Regions from separate parts of the Homo sapiens genome. Here regions 1, 2 and 3 are each linked to region 4. The links are chromatin loops, found by intact Hi-C in ENCODE. Cell type or tissue: heart left ventricle. All regions are shown on one strand. Links, peaks and the distances in the headings refer to the core of each region. The heading gives the core; the rest is flanking DNA.

Region 1 (7,908 bases), core at 1,492-6,491, 340 kb after region 4:
CACGCAGGAAATGTCAGAGGCAGCAGTCTGGTGGAGGGGCGGCGGCTGTTCCGCGTGGGAAGGTCTCTTTTGATTGATTGCCTGGTACAGAAGCCTGGCGATGGCAGTCAATCAGCACAGGATCTGTGTGGGGTGAGGAGAGAGAGAGGGGAGTGGGAGGAGAGGAGGAAAGTGGAAAATGCGCCAAAAAGAACTTGTGGTGCCTTCCAGAGCCATCAGCTGGAAGAAAGCTCAGTGCTACCCTCCTGGAGAAAATGCTGGCTGAAGACCCCTGCTGAAAACAGGCAGCCACCGCAGCCAGACAGCTCTTATGCCCATGCTGAGCTTCATGGAGTGTGGGACCCATCTCCAAGGGAGCGACTGCCTGGGGTCCTATTTTCCACCCTGCAGAGCAGGAAGGAGAGTCCTGTTTCCCAGCGGATGGGTGTGAGGAAGACACATGTGGACACCTTGTGACTGTGTCTACAGCATCAAGAAGAAGCTGGTGTGACGTGGGCCTCCTGGAGTGAAACTGGGAAGTCAGGCAGCCCTTGTGTTCAGCCCATGGTTTCCTCCCCACAATAGGAGCATTTGTAAGACCAACAAATTGACACAAATCCTGTGTAGATAAAAAAGTAGAGCACAACGCCAAGGAGGCAGGGCTCCAGGCAGCACTCCTCTCTAATTTTTTTCAGTTAAAAGGAAAGGAATCTAGTTTATTAAGTAGACCTCTTGACATATAGACAGAAAATTTAAAATGAATAGATAAATAAATAAATAAGGTGGAAGTCACAGAGATCTAAGATTATATATGCAATTAAATCCTCAGCTAGGAGTTCAGGATTGTAAGAATGGAGTTGAATCTAGAAACAAGAATATGGTCAGGCGTTCCAGACCAGCCTGGCCAACATGGTGAACCCCACCCCCCCCCCACCATCTCTATTAAAAATACAAAAATTAGCCGGGCATGGTGGTGGGTGCCTGTAATCCCAGCTGCTTGGGAGGCTGAGACAGGAGAATGACTTGAACCTGGGAGGTGGAAGTTGCAGTGAGCTGAGATCACACCACTGTACTCTAGCCTGACTGCCAGTGAAACTCTGCCTCAAAAGGAAAGTGAAAGAAAGAAAGGAAAGAAAGGGAAGGGAAGGGGAGGGGAGGGAGACAAAGTGCCCTGTTGCCAATAGTTTTTATTTCAGAGGTCCTCCTGAACAACCTCTCTGGGTTCCTCCTGCCTGAGGTCTCTCACTCCCTATGCAGCTCACCTCTGCCTAACTCATCCCTCCTCAAGGAGGGTTCCTTGATGCCCTATGTCAGGTGGTAACCACTGCCCCGATACTTAAACTTCTGTTCTCTGCTAGAGCCCCCATCGCAGCACTTGCCACGGTATCAGTTATAATTAAAGCATTTATGTGCCCTCTTACTTTTCATCTGTGTCCTCTGCAAGAACATGATCTCCTTGAAGGTGGAACCAAGCCTGTCTTAGTCACCTTGTATCCCAGTACAGGATTGGCATATGGTAAATACTTGTTGAATGAATGGATGATTGAATAGGAACATGTAGTTGGAACAGGAAAGCATCGCACGTTTCAAGAAAACACAGTCTGAGTGTTGGAGACAGGCTGGGGGTAGGTCAGGCTGAGCCATTTTGGGAGGACACTGATCTATAAACTCCAAAAATACTCCAAGATTTGAGAAAAAGAAAATTCACTAGGAGGTTCCAAACCAGCCAACAGTACTGACTGTCAGGAGGAAAAAAAAAAATCCCAAGGATTTTGAAATTCTCAGGAGTGTATCCATGCTCACTTAACCCCCTGGAGATTCACCAGAAGAAGCACTTGTCAAGGAGAGGAAAATAGCAGGAAACTAAGTATTTTGAGGAGCTTGCTTTGTGCCAGTCACTGTTAAGCAGTTTATATATGGGATCATTCCATTCTCATGGGCAGATTTGTGAATTAGGTATTAGTGGCACTCTTTTAGACTAGAGCTTACAGATGTCATCAGATATGCTTAAGGGGAAACATTGCTGAAGGGTAGAGTCAAGATACTAACCTAGATTTATTCCTGACTTCAGAGCCTGTAGCTTTTTCTAGACAACCACCCGTGTTATTCAAGATCTTCCAGTGTAGTTGCTGGTTTTCTAGGGCTTCTGGTATTCCAAGGCAGCCCAAATTATTCTTAAAGCTCTAAAGCTGCTCCATAGTAGAGTGTGTGTATGTATGTGTGTGTCCTTGTGTTGTAATCAATGCTGGCAGGGTAAAAAAAAGATGGAATTTTAATGCCTACTGGCATAAATAATAAAATTCATAGTATATTTACTCAGTGTTGAGTAGATTATGGATCATGTATCAAACTATGGGATCATAGTTACAGCAGCAAAATTGAGAGCTGGAACTTTTCCTATTTGATTATACTTGCAATGTAGATACCTGAATTTTTTTCTCAATGTGATTTGCATTTGCCTTTGTGTCACTATTCTGGATTATCTATCTATGAGTAGATTATTCTCAGACTCCTGGCCTCAAGTGATCCTCCCACCTCAGCTTCCGGAGATGCTGGTATTACAGGTGTGAGCCACTGCACCCAGCTTATAGGTAGATTATTCTAATTTGGGTTTGTCCAAGAGCGAATGTCCTTCTAAGTTATGAATGATGCCTACTCTACACTTGGGACTCTGTTGACATCTCAGCTCCTTCTATTTAGTTTTATTGTCAAGATATCCTTTGAGACTGAAACACTGAACTTCACCTAATCCATCAAAGGTCTGGGGAATGGTGACACGTGGCATCAGTCTGAAAGAGATCTGCTGATTAACACTGCTGAAGTCGTTTCCATGGAGCACTTGAGTAGTAGGGCAGGATGGGGAAGCTGGACAGCTTCTTGGCCTTTTCCCCACGTTTTCTTTTTCTCTTCAGGTGTGGCCTTGTTGCTTTATTTGAAATCATTAGACTTTAGTTTGGCAGATGTGACTTTATTCACACGCAAGAGCAGAGCATAATTAAAAGCCAAATTTAAGTTCTCAATGCATTGTCTTTTTTGTTATCCATGTATCTACTCATCTTTAACAGAGAAAATAGTTGTGGTTGGACTCTATTTTTATTTATTTTTTTTGAGACGGAGTTTCACCCTTGGTGCACAGGCTGAAGTGCAGTGGAGCCATCTCAGCTCACTGAAACTCTGACTCCCGGGTTCAAGCAATTCTCCTGCCTCAGCCTCCCAAGTAGCATGGATTACAGGCGTGCACCACAACACCTGGGTAATTTTTATATTTTTAGTGGAGACGGAGTTTCACCATGTTGGCCAGGCTGGTCTCCAACTCCTGACTTCAAGTGATCCGCCCATCTCAGCCTCTCAAAGTGGTGGGATTACAGGCGTGAGCCACCGCACCCGGCCTGGACTCTATTTTTGGACAGAATTACACACACAGTGTTGATTGTTATCATAAATGCCACGTGCATAGATGATAACATGCTTTGCCCTGGTTGTGTAAAAGTAGTTTGTTGACCAAATCAGATTTTGTACTTAGAGCCGGGGCAGCTTTCCCTGAGGAATCAAGTCCTGTGGCTTGAGAGGTGACGAACGGTCTTGTCACTTCGGAAGAAACTTCAGGCTACTCATCAATCAGGGATTTTGTTCCTCAAAGTCAGCAGCACCTCAGCTGCCTCCTGATTGAAGGCCCAAAAAGCCACTAGGAGGAGCTAATGACTGACCGAGTTTAGGCTCACCAATATTTAAAGCAAATTGCTGCCACAGACTGCCCACCCTGGGCTGCGGGCTCTGGGTGTTTAATTATTTACATGGTAATGGATGGACCAGGAATCGTCCGCCCTTCCAACAGCTCACCAAGGAGAGCAACTGTGTCTCGTGATTTCATTTGCGGGTTATTTCCTGTGAGGAAGAAGGCTTTTCAACCTTGCTGCAGACAGAAAGGTGGAAAAAGTGCTGCATTAGCAAAACTCCCAAGTGGCTCCCATTTTAAATTAAAAAAAAAATGCAAACACACTGACTTCTGGTTTTCTGATGCTTCCCACAAATTCCCAGTGTACAAGAACCATTGAAGAGACCCAGATAATAAAGAATCTGTTTCTGGATATTATGGGAAGTCCCTCCCTTTTCTGTAAACAGAACATCGGAGGTAAAGAAGGGTCAGACCCTGGAGTCCAAAGGCTGGGTTCGAATCCCAGATCTGCCATCTAACAGCCATGTATCTTTGGATGTGGTTCTTAACCTCTGTGTTCCTCCTTTTCGCCGTCAGTGATAATTCTACATGCTCCTGGGGCTGTGGTGAGGATTAAGTGAGTTAGTACACAAACCTACATGCCTGTGAGCTTGTGCTCAGTTCTGCTTAGTGGGTTTTCTGTTCCCCACGGCCAGCCAAATGCATTCCAAATTGATAATAGAAATTGAGGTGCAATCATGGAATACTATGCAGCCATAAAAAATGATGAGTTCATGTCCTTTGTAGGGACATGGATGAAGCTGGAAACCATCATTCTCAGCAAACTATCACAAGGAGAAAAAACCAAACACCGCATGTTCTCACACATAGGTGGGAATTGAACAATGAGAACACATGGACACAGGAAGGGGAACATCACACACCCGGGCCTGTTGTGGGATGGGGGGAGGGGGGAGGGATAGCATTAGGAGATATACCTAATGTTAAATGACAAGTTAATGGGTGCAGCACACCAACATGGCACATGTATACATATGTAACTAACCTGCACGTTATGCACATGTACCCTAAAACTTAAAAAAAAAAAGAAATTGAGGTGCAATCACAATTTTCTATTCTGCTTTTTCATTGAACAGTTTTTCACAGTCATTTTCGGGGGTACCACCAAATTTAAAGTTCTCTGTAAAGGTGGAAAGGAAAATCTGCAAGAGATTTTCAACATTTAAAAAACCCTAATAATATCATTATGCCTGATTTAACTCAATGCATAATCACGTTTTCTTGCTTTTGGCAGGAATTCTGGCAAATCAAGTTGGTTGTCTCACTTTGCTCATAGAGGCGAGAATCTTGCAGCTCTCTGTTTTTTGAGTATTTTTTCAAGTGATTAAAAATAATTAAAGCTATTGTCTCAAAGTAAATTGGATTTTTTGGCCGGGCATGGTGGCTCACGCATGTACCCAATGCTTTGGGAGGCCAAAGTGAGTGAATCACCCGAGGTCAGGAGTTCAAGATCAGCCTGGCCAACATAGTGAAACCCTGACTCTACTAAAAACAAATACAAAAGTTAGCTGGGCATGGTGGCACGTGCCATTAATCACAGCTACACGGGAGGCTGAGGCGTGAGAATTGCTTGAACCTGGGAGGCGGAGGTTGCAGTGAGCCGAGATCACGCCACTGTACTCCAGCCTGGGTGACAGAGTGAGACTCCATCTCAAAAATAAATTTGTTTTTTTTTAAGTTTGGGAGTTATGTAGGAAAAAAAATATGTTAATCTTCTTTGAGAAAAAAAGTTGAAAACTTCTGTTAAATCTTTATGAACATATCACCATTGTCTTCATGCTTATAAAATGAACTTATATAGCCATTTAATTAGAAATTTTTAAAATAAAAGTTTACCTTTAAAAACAAGGTTTTTATTTTTCCTGGATGTAAAATAAATACACAATAGCAAAAGAGAATGTATAAAACAAGAAAGTACACAGTAGAAAAATAAAAATCATCTAGTAACTGGGCTGTTATGAAATAATCTTTATTAACATTTGGGACTTTTCTTTCTGACATTTTTTTGTATATATACACGTGTGTGTGTGTACCTGTGTTCCTGTATGTACATTTGTGAAATGGAGATTCTGTATGATATCATTTTCACTTTATTATAAATATTTTCTCATTTTAGATTTGGATAATACTATGTTTAATGGTGTCTGTAAGGATTTACTTTTCAGATTCCACCTAGAGCTTAATTTATGAAAACGTTAATGACTCTTGAGCTGCAAGACCTAGAATGAGCCCTAGCAATGTATTTGCAAGAGTAAGGTATATTAACAACTTCCTCTCCTATCCGATGTCATTGAAGTGTCAGTAGTCAATGTTAGTATCTGGCCAAGGGAAACTTGGATTGGAGAAGTGATGGTGTGAGTTTAGTGGAATATTTTTAATAGTTGATAGTCACTTCTTGTGTAGTTAAGTTTTTGAAAGTCTTGCATTGTAATGGTTAGGGTTATAATGCACTAGCTCAACTGGTGTTATACTCAATAACTATAGCAATAACAATAACCCATTCACCAAGGACAGGGAGTGGATGACCTTCAGAACCTTGCCTCAGAGGAGCAGACCATAAGTTTTTCAGCCATCTCCCGTCATCAGTCTCCACTCCGTAAGGTGATAGACAGCTTCCTTCCCTAAACCCACAAACCCCATCTTTAAGAGGCGCTGGGGGAACGAAAAGAAACTTGAAAAACTGATCCTGGTCCCTAAGGAAACAGTTTAAATTGCTGACTTGCACTCTACATAGGGTGTTCTTCTCAATATCTCGACAAGCATTTGGATGGGTTTGTGACAAAGATGAGTACATCAGCAGAGAAATGAAGGCAACACATTTCCTCTGCACATCTGAGGGAAGTATGAGTATGTTTGCAACCCTGCGTCCCTATCCAAGAACAACCTATTCTGTCCTGTGAAGGTCGATAAGGAAAGAATTAGTAGAATGGCTACATGGGGAATGTGGATTATCTGAGATTTTCACCTACTTTTAGTAGGCTACCTTGTCCTAACAGGAATCATTTTTGGTTTCCAATATCATGCCAGAGAATGAGGCCAGGGCCTGCATGTGTTAGTCCTAAAATGCATCATTTGTTTCAAAAAAGGATAATGTGATTTGCCTTGCAGAGGATCTCAGCAGTAGTTGGCTAGCCCAGAGGTGAGTCAGGGTTAAGTGACTTAGGAAGCCACATGAGTCAGTGGGGCCTGCACAGATGGAGGGAGCTGACTTGGCAGGTTCTCTTCTAGAGGCAGCCCCCTTGTCGGTGGAGCAGGCCTTTCATTTACTCCCTTTCCAGGGTGGTTTTCCTGGGTGACATGGGCACCAGTGGAAATATGCATAATGAAGGTCTCTTTTGGCTACCACTCTGGCCACAGTATTTTGCCCCCCAACACCCCTGCAGACCTTCCTGTCTATATGCACGAAAGCCAAGAGATTTCACACAGCTTGACTGAAACAAATACCAAGTCAGACGAGACCTCAGATCTGAGCTGCATAAATGCAACACCGTGGAATGCAGCAGGTACTGTCAAACGTCCAAATGTTAATATTAGAGAGATTATGAGTAATTCCTTTTTGATTTAAGCAAGTTCTTTTTTATAGATGCCAATGCATTTCAATTAAATGTGCAAAACTGCCAAAGCCTGTAGGACATATAAAATAAGGTAGGCTAATAAAGTCTTAAGGTATGTTCGCAAAATCCAACATGTTTGTGCTAATCAAATCAGTGATTCAAGGAACTCACACTTCTGCAGTCTCTGAATGAGAGAAATGGTTTTCTAGGTGTGAGTGAGTCACATCAAATACAAGTCCAGGCATCCCAAAATTTTATGTGCATAAGTGCAATGTTATTGGAGGAGCTCTCAAGAAATAGAATGATTATGAAGCCCATCTACTTCTTCAGAAGATTTCTGGGACAATTAATCAATTCAGACCGATGCATTTAATTTACTGAGGGTGATAATTAAACAACGTTCGTGACTGAGAAAGAGGAATTCCTGGTTAGTCACGCTTAGCTTATTTAAAAATGTAGATGCCATCTCACATATCAAGAATGGGGTTTTGCTAGGAGAAATAGCTATATTTCACACAGGGGACTCGACACAAAAACATTTCACTTTTACTTTTGTCAGATAAACTTTTAAAACTGTTTAGCTTCCAAGTTAACCTCAGGGTGACTCTCCTCTAGAAATAAAAACCTTTACTGGCTATT
Region 2 (5,000 bases), core at 1-5,000, 73 kb before region 4:
GCTTCCTAAAGATACATCTATTATATTTAAGATAAGATAATAGGCACTGTCTGTGTTTCTCTCTCTCTCTCTCTCCCCCCTCTTGCTCTCTCTCTCTCTCTCTGTGTGTGTGTGTGTGTGTGTGTGTGTGTGTGTGTGTGGTTAGAGGAAATAAGTCTTACACTCTGGGTCTACCAGTTGCCTACTGGATAATAAAGTAAATAAATATATGTTCAAAGACACATATATGTGTTTGTATACAGAAGTGCTGTGTATACAGAAAACATTTGAATTCTGATTCCCCAGTGTAGCAATGCTTGATAGAAAAGGTACTGGCTGATTTTAGGCTGTGAAGAGAAGATAAAATTTCATTATTTGTAGGTGATGGGAAGTGTTTAAAGAACAATCCAAGTGAGAACAACTGGTACTCTGTCTGGTTTGATTGAAGTGCAGGATGTTTGAGGGACAAATTGGGGCTGGCTATGAGAGGCTTTGAGCTTCTCTGTTCTTCTGGTTGAATCCTGTGGTATATACAGTGGGGATCATTGAGAGATTTTCAATACAGGAATGACATGATCAGCATGAACATCATACTTTTTAAAAATTACACAAAATGGGTGTTTAAAAGTTAATTTTAAATTTTGATAATGGTCAGTAAACGAAATGGGAGAGGAAGCAAAAGAGAAAAGAAGAGACACCGAGAAACTACAGAGGAAATAAAGAGGTCTCAGTCCAGAGGGAGAGAAAGGGCGAGGCTAGGACTCTAGGTTGCATTGGAGGTAAACTGCTTTTGTTTATTTGGGCTGTGAGTATAGAATGCTTCTTTGCCTTGCATTTGAAAGGCTGATTTGGTTATTCTACCACTATGTACAGGCCTTTTTAATGTTCTTTGTTTCTAAACCCTGAGTAGCTCCCTTGCTAGGGGATAGTAACTTGTAGGGCTGACTTTGAGTGGCAGAGGCAGAAACATTAATATCATCCATGAGCAGAGTCTCCCAGGTAGCATGTCCTTACATTAGGTTGGTTGTTGCAAAGGTAATTGCGGTTTTTGCCATTGAAAGTAATGGCAAAGATCGCAATGACTTTTGTACCAACCTAATAACTGGAGCAGAGGAAAAGAAGTTCTGTTGGATTCGTCTGAAGAGCTGAAGGAAAGGAACTGGGTTTTCTCACTGTTAATTGCCCCTTTCTCATCTCAACCTGGCTCCTTTCCTCAGATTCTTGCTTTGGAATCACCATCTGTTTTCCACTCCACAGAGCTTTGGGAGGAATGTCAGCTCTGTTGTCTCCGACTTAAGGTCCAAATGCCCCTTTTCAGAAACTGTCCATCATTTAAAGTTCGACGAGAAAACTTGGACTTGCTTTGTGGCCATAAGACCCTATATTTTCAGATTTCCTATAGACGATGTTTTGTTATATCCTGCTTTAAAAAAAAAGTGTTTAAAACTACATTTATAGCCACCCTAGCTGTTGCACTGCACTGTTTTTTGGTTAAAACATGCACCTGCTTTGTTAGTAAAGGAACCTTTGCCAAGTGAATTGTATGTGGGAGGGTGTGACTAACTCTGCAAAGGGACTTATCTCTTATCCTATCTGCCTGAGCTCCCAAGGCTGCCTTTGATAAGATTTATTTCTTCTTGCACCAGCCCCACCCCTCCAACCTTTACTGCTATCTTTCCTCTGAAAATTATTCATATCTAAATATTTTAACTTTTCAAAACTACTCTGCTCTCTGGTTTCATATTTTGTTGAGTGATCTAACCCTTCCTCTGGGAGACAAGTGCTCCCAAGCAAGAGAGCATTACAATTCTGCCTCCCCTGCTCCTCCCACCTTTTAAGTATTATCAGCAGACCTGCTTGCTTACCCGTGTTAGGATTGTGCTGTTTCCTTTTTGGCAAGCTTCAGCCAAGCCCATAATGTTGCAAGGCTGTTTGAAGGGAAATGTAAGTCACAATGGCAAGAAACATAGAAACAGAAAACATAGGAACAGAAAAAGAAAAGTAAATCTGAAATGATCTTCGTACAGCTTGGTTCACAGCAAGGAGTGGTCTGAGTTGCTTTCTGTGTCTAGACATTTAGATGCTAAAGGCAACTGTGTCATCATTCATTCATTCATTCGTATACTTAGTCTACATATTTGTGGTGAGTAGCCATCGTTACAGGTTACAGGTTACCAAATGTTAGAGATGTAATAGTAAACAGGATGGGCGTATTTGCAGCTGCTATGGATCTGAGAGTGTGTTCTGCAAAGGGTGATAGACATGAAACCTCAAAACACACAGTTCATGACTGGATTACAGTTGTGCAGCAGGAGCGGGTAAAGAGCGGGGTCTAGGGAAGAGAGATTTCCTAACCTAGACTACAGGCATCAGGAGAGGATTCTTGTTTCTTACAAGCTGGAGGTGAGGACCATTTTGCATTGGAGGATAAGGACTGAGCTCTTAACCACAGAAGCCATGGAGTGGGGAGGGGGAAGCATGAACAGTTTCAGATCTGAATAAATCCACTCAATTTCTCAGTTTTCCTGAAAACCAGCTACCTATTTTCTGCCTCCCAATTAGATGAAATTCTGTTCTGGGAGGAAACAGGAAAGTAAAGACCTCAGTTGTAAAACAACACTGCGCTGCCCACACCAGCAGCTACCTAATGTCAACCTGAAACCTCATAACTCACTTACTTCAATGGCTGTTGACAAACTCTTGTCAGCTGCACCCTTAGTTCCGGTTTGAATCACGCTCAGGAAGCTGGCCCCTCGGCTGGCTTCCTCAAGTTAGTGGGTGCTGTCATGCAGCTGCTATCAAGGTGTGGCCCACTTGCAAGTGGTCAGGACCCAGGGCCTGGTGGCCAAGCCTCATCAAAGCTGTTGTGATAGCACATGCGGGTGGCATTCTTGAGCTGGGAAGTGGTGTCCCAGTCTGCTTAAGTAGATGCAGACATGACTCATTTGGAAGGATACAGCCAAGGGGAAAATCAAAATTTGCTTTGTATGTCACTTGTTTGGAATCTTAAGTCCACTTAAAAAAAAAAAATGCCCTGCAACTGTGAGGAAGAGCAGAGTTAGTCCTTTATGTCACTTACTTGGAACTCTCGACTCCCGGCTCGCCCTCCTCCACCCTGGTCCAGGTGGCCATGCCCTCTCTGCTGGATCTCAAGGGCCTCCTTACAGGTCCCCTGCTTCTAATCATACTTCCTGTCATCCACGTTCTACCAGCAGCCAAATGAATCTTTTGACAATTTGTATCAAATCATATTGCCAGACTGAGAATAAAAACTAAACTCCTCACTGAGTTAAGGGCCTGTGGGCTCAGGATGACCACTCTGATCTCAATCTTGGCATGCCTCTTGCAACATTTCCTAGCATCAGTAATCTTCTGTCTGTCTAATACATGCCTACTGTAGGCCTTCTGCAACTTTCTCTTCTTCCTGGCATGCTTTCCCATGTAATGTTCACAATTGCTGGCCCTTTATTAATTGAGATCCCCTATGAACCACCTTCCCAGCCCCATCCTCAGTCTCTCATATTACCAGGTTTATTCTCCTGTACAGTTCTATCCCTGCCAGTAGAATATGTGCTCTGTGGAAACACAGGCCGTGCCAGTCATCCCTTCCCTATGTCAGGCACACGTAGGAGCGCTCAGCAATACATGTGGATGAATGAACCTTCACACCATAGAGCAAAGACATTTGTTTCCCTCTTTTTTCTGATCTGATTTTTAATAAGTGACAAAAAGAGCACAGGAGTGCTTGGGAATCTCTGCTAAGACAGGTAAGAGAAATTTCAATAAACAGTTTGGAGGGGTGGATTTATTTGGGGAAAAAAAAGGACCTTGCTCACAGTCCTAGGGCTGAGAAAGTGTTGGAGCTCAGTTCCTGAGCTCCATAAATGAGTCTGCACCAGTCCTGGAAGGAAAGATAAACGTGCTGGACTAATGTGCTCAATGGCATTTGAACTGAATTGTAAGTGACTTTGGGGTTTATCAGAGCATCCTAGGTTATTTGAGAATCACTGAATCTAGGTCGGGCATGGTGGCTCACCCCTGTGATCCCAGCACTTTGGGCCGAGGCGGGCCGATCACCTGAGGTCAGGAGTTCAAGACCAGCCTGACCAACATGGTAAAACCCCATTTCTACTAAAAATACAAATATTAACCAGGGGTCGCGGCGGACGCCTCTAATCCCAGCTACTTGGGAGGCAGAGGCAAGAGAATCACTTGAACCTGAGAGGCGGAGGTTGCAGTGAGCCGAGATCGTGCCTCTGCACTCCAGCCTACAGGACAGAGCAAGACTGCGTCTCAAAAAAAAAAAAAAAAAAAATCATTGAATCTATCAGATCATGGGAACCGTATAGACTTGGAATTTTTGAGGATTAAAAAGAGATATTTTAAATTATTTAGTCTGGTACTCTTAGAGGAAACTGACCCCTAGAAACCTTAAATTGTTAAATGTTAGGAATGGAATCCAGGTCCCCTTTTCACAGAGCCTGGCCTCTTCTCAGTCATTGTATTTCAGCCATTCACTTCCTCCACTTCTACATAGCAGGGAACGGATTCCTGGTTGTGTTTTTGACAGGAGAAATGTAACCTTAACACAGCCTTGAGGAAAACATGAAGGTGATCATCCATCTGCCAAAATTTTTAATGCTATGTTTTGTTTTTCTTTCTTTTCCTGGGGGAAGGATTTATGACTTCATCTTTTTTTTTTTTTTTCCCTTCAAATCTGAGCCTCTTTAGAAATGATCCTGCCTCAAGGCTAGGGGGAAAAAATCCTATTTTAAAAAATAAAATGTAGATCTTCTTATGGTCTGCTTTCCAGACACAAAAGAGATCTATGTCTTTTATTATTATTATTTTTGAGACAGGGTCTTGCTCCGTTGCCCAGGCTGAGTGCAGTGGCACAATCACGGCTCACTGAGGCCTTGACCTCCTGGGCTCAAAGGATCCTCCCACCTCAGCCTCCCCAGTAGCTGGGACTACAGGTGCATGCCACTATGCCCAGCTAATTTTTAAAAACTTCTCGTAGA
Region 3 (7,908 bases), core at 1,751-6,750, 760 kb after region 4:
AGTTGAAGTTTATTTTTGGTTCCTATGAGGTCAATCGGTATTTGATTTGGTATGATACCATTCTACAGGATTATTCAGGCTGTACTCTTCAGGGAAATGGGAGAGAACTAAGATGATCTTGGGCGAGAGGATTTACACACTAGATCTTACAGTGACGCTTATCATCCCACTCACCTCTCATTGGATAGAATGTGATCATTTGCTTACATCTAACTACACAGGAGCCTGGGAAATGCCATCCAGCTGAGTTTCCAGGAAATAGAAAGGATTTAGTGAACTACTAGCTAGTATCTGCAACATTATACAAAATTCCTATCAAAATGTCTGATGCAAAAGTGTGTAATAAATATTAACCATTATGATTATCATTGTAGACATGCAGATATGATCCAGCACTCAGCCCTAGACCATTAAATGGATGAAAATAACAAAACGTGGCAGGTGATGTTATGTGGGAGTATAGCATACTAAACAGATCCATGACCAAGTCCAGCAGAGTCGAGAATGATTGCATTCCAATGAAGTAACAGTTAAAGGCATACTGGAAGAATGTCATACTGAAAGTAGAATTGGTCTCTTAAAAGGAAGGGGAAGAGAGTTTCAGGCAGTGAGGTCAAAGTTCTAGAAATGAGAGAGAAGAGACAGATTTGAAGAAATTGGGTAAGTTAGATGTAGCTCTAGTTGTATATGGAAGTAGAGAATTGAATAAGGAGAAAGTTGAGTCTAGAGTTGAAAGAAAGGAGGCAGGTCATGAAGGGTCTTAGAAAACCCTAAAGTTGCCTTGACTTTATTTTGAAATCAATGGGAAGTTAGTTGAGACTGAAGGAGAGTGGAAGATTTGAGAAGGAATGGATAATGACAACCAGAAATAGGTTGTGAGATGAAAACTGAGTTCCAAATTTGATAGTATTTTAAGAGCAAGAACCGACAAATGATAGAAAATCCTTGTAGGTTATGGGGCATGGTGTGGTCAAAACAATGGCTTTTTCATGATGAGAAGAAATTATCTTAGCCATAGAATGAATGAGAAGGAGTAAAACTAAGCACATTAGCTAAGAAGTTGTTAGAGTAGTCCAAGCGCATTGTTTTGAAAGCCTTCACTGTGATAATAGAAGACGGAATGAAAGGAAAGAAATGGAAGATCATCTCAAATAAAAATAACTGCAAGACCAAATCCTTCATTCAAAATTATTATAACAAAAAGTATAATTAACATCTTAATCTAAAGGAAAGAATCAGCCTTCGATTTTATAATTGATATCTCAAAACCAAATTCACTCCATAATAATTCCTTTAGCATCTACCATGTGCCTGGCACTGTGTAGGTACTTGGAATTGAAAAAATAATCAAATCATATCCTCCAAGAGTCCAAAGTCCAGTGGGAAAAATCACATGAATGCATAATTAGGATGCAGTTTGGCAAATGCTGGAGCAACATTCCATAAGAACACCAGAGAGTAGGGTTTTTTTCTTCAATGTCATATTGAGAAATGTTTTGTAACATAGGGCAGGGACCCCCAACCCCTGGACAGCAGACTGGTACTGGTCTGTGGCGTGTTAGTAACTGGGCCACATAGCAGAGGTAAGCATTACTATCTGAGCTCCTCCTCCTGTCAGATTAGCAGGGGGCAGTAGATTCTCACAGGAGTGCAAACCCTATTGTGACCTTCGCATCCAAGGGATCTAGGTTGTGCGCTCCTTATAAGAATCTAATGCCTGATGATCTGAGGAGGAGCAGTTTCATCCTGAAACCCACCCCCACTCCACACACACAACAGCCCTTGTCCAGGGAAAATTTGTCTTCCATGAAATTGGCCCCTGGTGCCAAAAAGTTTGGTGACCACTGACATAGGGGACCTGTGAACTGTGTTTTGAATTAGGACTTTATAAGGCAGAGGAGAGAAAGGAAAGGATGTTCCAGGAAGAGCAAACAACATGTGCAAATGCTCAGAGATGAAGCGGAAATTAGTATTAAAGGATTTACGGCGTGCTTAGGAAGGACTTCGCACTTCCCGGCAACCATTTGAAATTAGGCACCACAATGTGACTTTCTTTGGCCAATGATTCAAAATGGCCACTTCAAGGCAGAAGATCTTAAAAGCCTATCCTTGATTCACTACACACCCTTCCCTCTTCCTGAGGACAGGGCAGATAGTGGAGGCTCCGTAGCCTGGATCTCTAGGTGAGACATATGTAAGCACAGCCTCCTCAGGTTGCGAGATGGACATGTAGAACCAGTGAAAATAAACTTGTGTTGTTTTAAGCCACTGAGATTTGAGAAATTTCTTCTTGCCTCAGCATTAACCCAGTCATTCTGGATTAACACAGAAAATGGAAACTTGAAGGGGAGTACTATGAGACCACAATCCCAAACTCTATGACAGTGGCTTAGTGTTCAGGCAACAGGTGACACGGAAGCTATCACTGAAGGCAAACAAGGTGATGACCAACACAATACCACAGTGAAACCTTTAGTGAAATTGTCTCAAAAACCGCACAGTAGTCTGGGCAGCAGATTATGTACCTAATGCATTGGTAGCTTTAAGGGAAGAGATTGAAAACTGCTAGTATGTATCGGTTGCTGGTGGTTGCTTCAGAAGGTATATTACAGAAAAAGGGATAAGCCCAGAGAACAAATGAGAAATTTGCAATAAGGTGAAAGGAAATAGAGGGAGTCCATAAATTAGAGAACATTTAGAATTTGAAGTAGCATCTGTGTTTCATTCCTTAACAGCAAAAGATAAAACTGAAAAATCTTAGAGGAACAAAGGCAAGAACATGTAGCCTTTTCACAAAGGTAAATTTAGAGTACGGCCTTCACACCTACTGTTAAAATCACTGAAAGAATTAAGGGGTCTCAGATCAAAGGTCTCACCAAAGATGTGGTGTCCATTAAATCCACTCAATTGAACAAAAAGGAGGCTAAGTATGTAATTCTTCCACTAAAGCTTGATGGGCTCAGCAGAGCTTTAATGAAGCAGGAAGCGAAAGGTATGAGCATGAGAAAGCCAAAGAATGTCAGAATTTTGTCTCTAAAAGGACTGTGGTTGAGACAGAGCTCACTGTCAAGTATATAGGAAGCCAACTTAATTTTTGAGGGAGTTATACTACCAAAAGGATCATCAACTTACATTAAAATTGATTGACTGTTTGAAATTCCAAATGACCCAGGGACCCCCAATTGTCTGCAGGCAGCAAGTGTGGCAAGAAGACTGCTCAGTTTTCAGGTGGGCATATTCTTCGGATACCCACTTTGGATTTGAAGGAGAGTAATGGAGAGGAGGACTCTCCCAGAGGGCAGAACCAGGAGCCACAGAGATCCAAGGACAAGGGGGTTACTTCCAGGAAGTGAAAACAGTGCCTAATTAAAGGTAGTCCTCCTGTAATCCCAGCACTTTGGGAGGCCAAGGTGGGCAGATCACTTGAGCTCGGGAGTTCAGGACCAGCCTGGGCAATGTGGTGAAAACCTGTCTCTACTAAAAATACAAAAGTTAGTTGGGTGTGGTGGTGCATGCCTGTAGTCCCGGCTACTTGGGAGGCTGAGATGGGAGCTTGACCACCGGAAGTCAAGGTTTCAGTGAATAGAGATCGTGTCACTGCACTCCAGCCTGGGTGGCGGAGTGAAACCCTGTCTCAAAAAATAAAAATGTAAAGGTAGTCCTCAAAATACTTGAGAAATAAGAATTTAGAGTTGCTACAGCCAGTCCTATGTCTGCTGTGTGTGCCCCCATTCTTCTGTCTGAATGCGAGTCTTTATTTCAGTAGTCCTTTGGTTGCTCCATTTTGGGGTCCTGAGCATGTGGGGAGCATAACTGGCACTGGACTTACAGACTATTGCACCTCACCCCCTGCTGTGAAGACTTCCCATCCTTCCTGTCACCCAGAGATCCTGCACTTTGAGCTACATGCTGTGACCGAATGGCAATTTTGGGTTGTCTCACCCGAAAAAAAAAGGCTGAGCATATTTTGCACGTGCAAAGGACAGTGTACTATGTATTTCAGAACGGGATGGCTCCTTAATGCTCTTCACTAGCGTTTCCGGGTCCCCTTCATCCAGGCACGTGATACCATGGCATTGCTGCACCCCTTCACATTATTACTTGTTTCGGTCATGAGGATGTGAGCAAAAGATTTGTGTCTCGCTTTTGGGTAAAAACCAAAAAAAAATTTCTACTTTCTGGGTAAAGCCGGTGTATGATTCACCATGTTCCCTCCCTTCATGACCATGATCTGCAATATTTTAGATTGTCCTGCTTGGGCGGGCTGGGCCCCGGAGAGAGAACAGTGTAGAACAGAGCCCCCTGCTGACTCCAGATGGAAGTACAGCATGACTGAAATCCACCTTCCTCGTCGGAAGCCTCTCTACAGTTTGGGGGTTGTTGGTTACTACAATTTAATAACAATCCATCCTGAAGGACATGTACACTAAAATAAACTTCGTAAGGTGTAAGCACCAGGTATTAAAAGTTACAAGCATGGAAAGGGAGAAAATAGTCCAAAGAGAATACTGAATTTGTGGACATTAATTATCAACTAGCCTAGATCAAAGGCCTCCCCTAAGGTGGAGTCTAAAGTTGAATCTTTCAAATAATTAAAATGGACATCTATCAAAATAATACATATTTCAAGAATAATGACTTTTGGAAGTCTCAAATGTGGATAAATCTAAACATATTATGATATTTGAGGTGCTTTAATAGTCCTATTATATAATAGAGTATCTTTAAGGTAAGAAAAATATTTTAGTTGCTTCCCAATAAAAAAGGAAGTAAAACTCAAATGCATTAAATCCATGATTATATAATTAACACCGTTAAATAGGTATATACCAGGAAAATATGCTACTTTTATGTGCCATACTATATGATCTTTTTAACTCTTCAGAGATCTTTAGTAAAGTGCTTGCTGATGTTGATTTAAAACATGATTTGGGCTCTGAGGACAAACCAAAACATTAGTTTGGTGATATTACATATTTCAGATTTGATGTCCTGCCACTCTAGAAATACTCTGAATTTATAAAAGCAGGTTGTTATGTCTAAGATTTGGCACTTATCTGTGAAAAGGGAAGGGAAATTTGTTCAGTTTAAGGAGGAAATACCATAATCAGTGCCCTGGAGAACAGCTATTTAAATTGAGTGCTTTATTATGAAATCATGGGTATTTAGCAGAATTATATCCAGATAGCTTTTTTATGTTCCTTTCAACCAGGCAGAAATTCCTTCTCCATGGGAAAATTGAAAATAGGGTATTGACAAATTGTGGAAATAATAAAGAATTCTGTGTAACATCATGAGTTTTTTTTCTGGGCGGGGGGTGGCGAGTGAGGAGGCAGGGGATCTTTGGTTTATTATCTCAGAAAATGGGTCAAGGCACAGGTGGGATCTATGCTTCCTTTCACTTTCTTTAAATCCTGGGCTTTCTGGGAGCCTTAAGAAATTTGTCTTTATGTTCCAACTTTGCTATTCTTAGGTGAGAAATGTTGCAGAAAAATGCTTATTTTATTTTATTTTTTTTACATTGCTCAAAAACTTCACTTTGGCTCATAATGTCGTATGTGCACTTTTTGTCGTATTGTGACTACACCTTTTAAACTCCCAATTTACCAGGGGATGTGTTGTTCTTGATTCACTCACTGATAAGTGAACATCAGAATGCTAACAAAGTGGGGGGCCCGCAGGGGAGCCGCTGTGACCGTAACCCCGATGAAACACAAAGCAGGAGGAAATTGAAAATCGTGTGTGAGTGTGTGTGTGTGTGTGCGTGTGCACATGGCTGTGTGCCTGTGTGTGTACGTGTCTGAGAGACAGGCAATATTCCCGCATTAAGTCAAGAGAGGCAGAGTGGTGATTTCTATTGAGGAAACCAGAAGGAGCTCTGGAAAAATGTCATATCAAGCCTAATGCTCTGCAAATGTAGAGAACTGGCATCTTTTTTCTAAGGGCAGTACATTATGACATTTAGAGCTAAAATTGTAAAATTATGAAAAACATTTTTACATGCTTGGCACACCGTAAGTGTTCAATAACTATTTTCAATTTATAATAATGATGACTGTAGCACATATTTCATTTATGTGAATACACAGTGATAATGGAGACTCTGGGATTCTGCTACGCAACCCTAGCCCCATCCTCCCCTCACACATATACACATCCCAGGGAAATTATTATGGATGAAGTAATCTGGACTGGATGCTTGGCCAGTCAGTGAGTTCTGTATTGTCAATCCTTGACGTTTTCTACATTCAAGTAGAATGGAGATAGTCATTCACTAGGTGGAAAGAAGGATACAAGGGGATTTGATGCGGGAGAAGAGCACTCCACCTTAAGCTGTCACAGAGGGCTGACAAGGAAGAGAATAGTGCAACATGAGGTGGGACCACCACTGAGGTCGATGGCTGGGAGCTAGAGACATTCAGCTTTAAGCTGGCTAGGGACATGTATCAGACAATGATCAGCATGTCACAAAAGCTGCCACGGACTGGTCAGGCCCTACCAGGAACCCTAGAATTGTCTAGGACACTGGGGATGGGAGCAACTGCGAAGTCAGTCTGAATTCAGAGAGATAAAATACTGAGTTTATGTAAGAAAGATCTTTTCCTTCCAGGGGACAAGTGGAGCCAAGATGATGCCAGAAAGAAAGGTTGATGGTGGTCAGACCAAATGACAAAGATCTAGGGAGACCTGAGGGTCCTTTCCGATCTGGAAAAGGAGTTAACTCAAATCTAACACCTGGTACCTCACAGACACCTGAATGTATTTAGCCACAAGTGTCTTTGTTTTGCTTCTGTTTCCCCCAATTTAGTTTCTATGACTTAGTGACTCAGGCTTTTAAACCTTCAGAATGATGATGGATGTGATAGTTGGGTCAGAAGAAACTAAAGCTTTTTCACACCTCTCCCTAGTTCCATCCCATCTCTCTGCCTCCTTTGGACTTTCTGCCATGCCATTATTTGGCCAGTGTGGGGAAGGCGATACCTCAGATTCAAATTTCCTTTCCAATTGAGAGTTCACTGAATACCTGGTGTGTTTTAGGTGGCTGGGGCGCTTGATGCTAATATGCTCACACAGTAACTTCTAGGCAAGATGCTAGTGCTTTAATAGCAATTTCAGGGGACAGTGCCTTCCCCACCTCAATACATTCAATTATGGATGTTAGATATTTGGGCACAGTTATTTATTTTAACGTTCCATAAATATCAACATGCAGCCGTCTACCTACTCCACCCGCCATAGCCGTAGAGACATGCTTCATGGCTTTGTTCTGAAGTTCCCTAATTGATCTTCCGAACTTGTTCTGGACATTAATCTTTTTGGGGATTGATGATCAGGGCTTTATGTGAGTCTCTTGAATATTGTCATTCAGAGAAACCCTGTGCGTTTAGACTCTAGTCTTGGGCTCAGATTGTTTTCCACAGATGCCATTCTGGTGTTAAAGTAACCCATGGAAACATATGCAAAGTAAGTGAAGCCAACCAAAACGTTATTTTTTTAACTGACAGGTGAAAAAACAGGAAATAATCTTAAAAGTCTAAATTAGTATTTTAATACCATGTACTGTTTCGTTTTGTCAGGATAAAGTCCAACTAGTTTGGCAAAGCCCATTTAAGGCTCTTAACAATATTGCCCACATATTCCCCAGGGCATTTTTCCCAACTGGTTTCTTCAATCCAGGTCCACCCGACTCCTCACCATTCCTCAAAGGTAAATGTCCCTTTACAAGCCATTCTGGGCCCTGGCCATGCCATCTCTGTCCCTAGAATAAACTTTCTTCTTTTTTTTTTTTTTTCCTTAAGAAATTCCTACTTCTTCTCTAGATTTAAAACCAATGCCTCCTCTTTACAGGCTTTGCTTGGTCTACTTGAGTTGTTCTTTCTCCCAAACTTCTACTGTCTTCATCCCTAA
Region 4 (5,000 bases), core at 1-5,000:
GAGGCTGAGGCAGGAGGATCGCTTGAGCCCTAGAGGTGGAGGTTGCAGTGAGCTGAGATCATAGCACTGCACTCCGGCCTGAGCAACAGAGTGACACTCTGTCTCAAAAAATAATAAATTAAATAAATAAATAAATAAATAAAAATAGACCCTTTGAAAAGTTAAATGCAAAGGAAAATGCAAGCTTATGATTTGGGACTGAAATACTGTACTTCACAGTTAGCTGTAGTCATTGGGGTCTCTGTTTTGCTAAGTTGGTTCCTGCTTTGCAAACAGTTAGGGAAGGAGATAATATATGAGATGAGAGCACTTTGAAAAGTTAAATGCAGTGTAAAAGTGCAAGGTTTTATTATTTGCCAGGGAATTATCCCCACGGAGAAACATCTGTAGGCTCTGAGGGTCTGATTGCTGAGCTGGTTCTTGCGCTGCTGACAATTAGGAGAGGAATGTGGGAGGGAAGGTTGGAGCATGTGACCGGGATCCGCTGCCTCTCTGGTTGCACTGCCTGGCTCCTTTAGGTTCTCTGTTATTCTCTCTTTTTCGTAATCATCTGCCTTTCTACCTGTTCAAAGTTTAAGAGTTCAGGGTATAGGATTTTGACAGGACCACACTGCCAAGACACCTGGCTTTGCGGGAATTTTTACTTATCTCAGACCGTGTTTCTTTTTCTGTAAGAGTCTTGCCTTACCTTGTCTTTGAAGCTCTAAGAAAACATAGAATGTAAATTCCAGTGTAAATTGTACCTTTCTGACAGAAACATAAATGTATACATTTTATTTACTAATTTGGTCTCAACTTCCCAAGCTTTAGACAGCTGTGATATCAACGGAGTTGACTTTCTGATTCCTTTAAGTGATATATATTCTCCTGACTCACTATGTATATATATTCAAGATTTTTGATTTGCAAGGCTTGAGTTGATTTTCCAGTTTGTATAAGAGAGATATATACATTTCTGATTGAATATTTATGTGTACTGAAGATTTCTAATCCACAAAGCTTTATAACAAAGCCAAATTTAGGCTATTAAAAGTTGTAGGAGCAGAATGCCAGGTTTAAGACAATGCACCATTTTACTGAAAGTGAATTAGGCAAAGCAAAACAAAGCTCATTTTTACCCTTGCTCATTTTTTTACAAATTAGGGAACATAATTCAGTACAAAGCAAATACTTACTTTTAAACATTTTGTTAATAAGTTGGGAATTTGTATGCAGCAACTGAAACCAGTGACCGCAAAAGTATTGTTTCAAGAGTATCATGTAATATGATAATGAAGTTTTGTGGTAGTAGTTATCTGGTTATAGCAATAATATTTACTATTACCTATCACATACTGAACATTACTGCCATTTGATTTACACAGAATTACTCATGGAAATTTAATTTAGAATGTATATATACATATACACACATGTACATATATATACACATGTATATTTATATAAATGGAAAAATAGCCAATAAACTTATCTTCAATAAGATAAATTTTCTCTGAGAGATTTTAAATTATAATTATATTATAAAATATTTGCTTTAACCTATTGTAAGACACCTCAGTTTAAAATTGTGGTTCAGAGGTGTCTGTGACTGCTTGAGCTTAAAACCATGACTCACTACCCAGGTGACAAGTATTTCATCTCTTGTAAGTCTCAGTTTTCTCATCTCTGAAATGTACATAGCATACCTGCCTGACTTACAGTAGCAAAGAATTTGTCTTATGGCATGTGTTAAAGCTTAGGTGTTTGAGGAAAATAATTCTCTTTTTTAAAAAAATTTTAATAGACGGAGTAAATACAGTAAAGCCAAACAAGAAGCGGATGAAGAGAAACATTTGAATCAAGGTACAAAAAATTGGATTAAAAAATTCTATTTTTAGAGCATGTCACACGTTTTCTAGTTTAAACATGTTCAAATAATATTTACGTGGCTATTAATGTTATATAATATAATATATTTATTCCTTATCCCAATAATGTACTTCCTAGGTATCAAACTGAAATGGGTGATTTGGATGGTGAGATTAAAGATGTGGGATGAGGTAGAGAAGTTTCTTTAGATTTTTACTTTTTCTTATTTTATCCTCTACCCTAAGAAAGTTATCAGTCTAGCTGGCTCATTGTTGTAGCTGGGTGGCAAAATTAAATGGGTATTTTTTTTAATCTAAGCTGGAAATTTGAGGAGGAGGAAAAGAATAAGAAATGTAACAGTAATTGCTACTTCCCAGGGAATGGCTATATGTGATATAGAATTAGTGACTGTCAATAAATTTTTAGTGGATTCTAATTTTGATGTTCCAAAGAGGTCAAAGAAGACATTAAAAGTGGCTCTAGAGTGACTTAAGCAAGGTAGAAGACTTTTTTTTTTTTTTTTTTTTCTGACGGAGTCTTGCTCTGTCGGCCAGGCTGGAGTGCACTGGCATGATCTTGGCTCACTGCAAGCTCCGCCTCCCTGGTTCACACCATTCTCCCACCTCAGCCTCCTGAGTAGCTGGGATTACAGGCACCCGCCACGACCCCCGGCTAATTTTTTTGTACTTTTAGTAGAGATGGGATTTCACCGTGTTAGCCAGGATGGTCTCCATCTCCTGACCTCGTGATCCGCCCGCCTCGGCCTCCCAAAGCGCTGGGATTACAGGTGTGAGCCACCGCACCCAGCCAGTAGAAGACTTTTAAATGGACAGTGGTTGGTGACTATCCAGGAGAGCTGTCCACTAGAACTTTCTGAGATAACATTGTTCTATATCTGCACTGTCCAAAATGTAAGCCAATAGCCACACAAGCTATTGAATACTTGAAATGTAGCTAATATGACTGAGAAAGTGATTTTTAAATTTAACTTATTTATATTTAGATAGCCTCATGTAACAAGTCACTCACATATTAGTGCAGAAAGATAGAAGAAAGATTGGCCGGGCACAGTGGCTTATGCCTGTAATCCTAGCACTTTGGGAGGCCAAGGAGGGCAGATCACTTGAGATCTGGAGTTCGAGACCAGCCTAGCCAACATGGCAAAACTCCGTCTCTACAAAAAATAACTAAATTAGCCAGGCATGATAATGCACGCCTGTAATCCCAGATACTCAGGAGGCTGAGGCACGAGAATTGCTTGAACCCAGGAGGCGGAGGTTGCAGTGAACCAAGATCCTACCACTGTACTCCAGCCTGAGCGACACAGCCAGACTCTGTCTCCAGAAAAAAAAAAAAAAAAAAAAAAAAAAAAGATAGAAAAAAAGAGAGGGACTGGGAATAACAAGACTCATCTTGAAGATTTTCTTGGCTATAGCATATAAAGTGATGAGGGATATGAAGTGTCTAACAACTTTCCATTTATTCACCTCGTTTCCTCCTAAAATCATGTTTTTTAAATTTTTACATGGAATATATGTTTTTTTAAAAAGCTGATCTATTAAAAAGAAGTAGCAAGAAATTGCCAATTTAAGGAGCTTATTCCTAACCAATGGTGCTGGGATGAGGACAAGACCTACAGGCTTGGAAAGTCGAAGGGACTGGGCCAACTGGTGTCCTTCATACCCTCTGTGCCCCAGTGCCCCAACAGCTCCAGGAGGGAGAGGTGCAAGTGCCAGGACAAAGCTTTTTACAATGACTTCTGCCTCTTGGCCCAGATATCTGTCACTGGGCTGCCGGCAAACACATCTAAATTTAGTTTATGGGTAGTATGAGATATGGCTGAATCATACTTCCTGATGTCTAGGCTACAATGCTTATCTCCAGCTGAAACTTTCTGGCAAACTTGAATATCTTAGCTTATGACACCTTCTTTCCAAACCAGAAAAGAAGTGAGGTCCACTACAGAGTCTGTATTCTCAAATCAACTAGCTGATATTAACCTTATTGTCTACTTTAACTTAGGTTTAATCTAATTTTGTTAATTGTTGGTCACATATTTAATTCATCCAGATATTGGGCAAAATGTGACACCATGTGGAAAGAGCTGTTTGAAATTAAAATGCTTCTATTTCCTTCCCTAAGGGAGGATAACTGAAAGTAGTGGGTAGGACTTCATGCAAAGGCAAGGGAGCTATGAGCAACTGCTTGGGACAATAGTATTTAGCTAACACAATTCAAATTTCCTCCATGGGATGGGTTGTTTTAAAAATCTTGTCCTTGAAGTGTGAAGACATTCCAGGAAGTCAGTAAAGCTGCAGCCTCTTAAGTAGCTAACAATATTTTGTTTACCCACTAATGAAAACCAGAGCAAGAATTTAACCATTTTCATATGTCAAGACCGTACAGCTAACTTGACTTTTCCTATGTTTGGTAATTTTAGACCCAGACTATTTATGTTTATTAGTGGTTCCTTAGAAGTATTCAGCCAACTTATCATGTTTATCACTCAGGTGTAAGAACATATGTGGACCCCTTTACGTACGAAGATCCCAACCAAGCAGTGCGAGAGTTTGCCAAAGAAATTGACGCATCCTGCATTAAGATTGAAAAAGTTATAGGAGTTGGTAAGTGTCTGAGTGTCCGTCTGCTAATGAGTCTGTTTTCTTGGTGGATGTTAAATATGTGTGTGGATTACATAAATGCTTTTGTGAGTATATTATATGTGTGTATATACATGAAATTTCCTTTTTTGAGTATAAAATATCATGTGTTATAAAGAACTCTAGTACAAATTTTGATTTTATTCTTAGAGAGAAACTTAATGCAATCTGAAATCAGATTGATTGCATTCAAAAGATTTACTCTGTTTCTTACTAACTAAGATTTTGTGTAGGTTTTTTGCATTAAGCCTTAGTTTTCTCTAATAAAATGGGGCTAATAGTAGCATCTACTTCAGGGTTGCATGGAGGATTTTGTGAAATAATCTATGCAAAGCACTAGCAAACAGCCTGGCGTGTAACAAGCACTCAAGGAATGTTAGCTGTTATTCTTTCATCTTGAATGTGTTTCTGGTCCATCGTAGATTCTTTTTCTCTCTCAAAGGTGAATTTGGTGAGGTATGCAGTGGGCGTCTCAAAGTGCCTGGCAAGAGA

What was found. Peaks named below come from ENCODE experiments on the same cell type or tissue, not always from the same donor. Only the 100,000 strongest peaks of a DNase experiment are listed, where the experiment ranks them.
Region 1: a loop joins it to region 4, with 2.2 times the contacts of the local background. A loop is called at or near these places in 3 of 110 quality-filtered maps.
Region 2: a loop joins it to region 4, with 2.1 times the contacts of the local background. A loop is called at or near these places in 8 of 110 quality-filtered maps.
Region 3: a loop joins it to region 4, with 2.7 times the contacts of the local background. A loop is called at or near these places in 3 of 110 quality-filtered maps.

What each region holds. Positions count from the first base shown.
Region 1 is chr2:221,096,672-221,104,579 of GRCh38, reverse strand. No RefSeq gene overlaps it. Among named protein-coding and RNA genes, the nearest start is that of EPHA4, 470 kb to the left of the region's middle. RefSeq lists an enhancer at 1-11. In heart left ventricle, for the core only: a CTCF peak has its summit at 3,648 (motif pointing right); no DNase peak of the experiment used is centred there.
Region 2 is chr2:221,515,647-221,520,646 of GRCh38, reverse strand. All of the region lies in intron 3 of EPHA4 (EPH receptor A4), which reads left to right. Among named protein-coding and RNA genes, the nearest start is that of EPHA4, 54 kb to the left of the region's middle. RefSeq lists enhancers at 2,307-2,806, 2,664-2,958, 2,807-3,308, 2,282-3,481. In heart left ventricle, for the core only: no CTCF peak of the experiment used is centred there; a DNase peak (open chromatin) is centred at 2,836; H3K27ac peaks cover 925 bases.
Region 3 is chr2:220,683,817-220,691,724 of GRCh38, reverse strand. No RefSeq gene overlaps it. Among named protein-coding and RNA genes, the nearest start is that of MIR4268, 780 kb to the right of the region's middle. RefSeq lists an enhancer at 4,162-4,456. In heart left ventricle, for the core only: CTCF peaks have their summits at 4,112 and 4,311; a DNase peak (open chromatin) is centred at 4,284.
Region 4 is chr2:221,442,965-221,447,964 of GRCh38, reverse strand. It overlaps EPHA4 (EPH receptor A4), which reads left to right. Exons shown (of 18, transcript NM_004438.5): 9 at 1,784-1,842; 10 at 4,359-4,472; 11 at 4,951-5,000. Among named protein-coding and RNA genes, the nearest start is that of EPHA4, 130 kb to the left of the region's middle. In heart left ventricle, for the core only: no CTCF peak of the experiment used is centred there; no DNase peak of the experiment used is centred there; H3K27ac peaks cover 1,065 bases.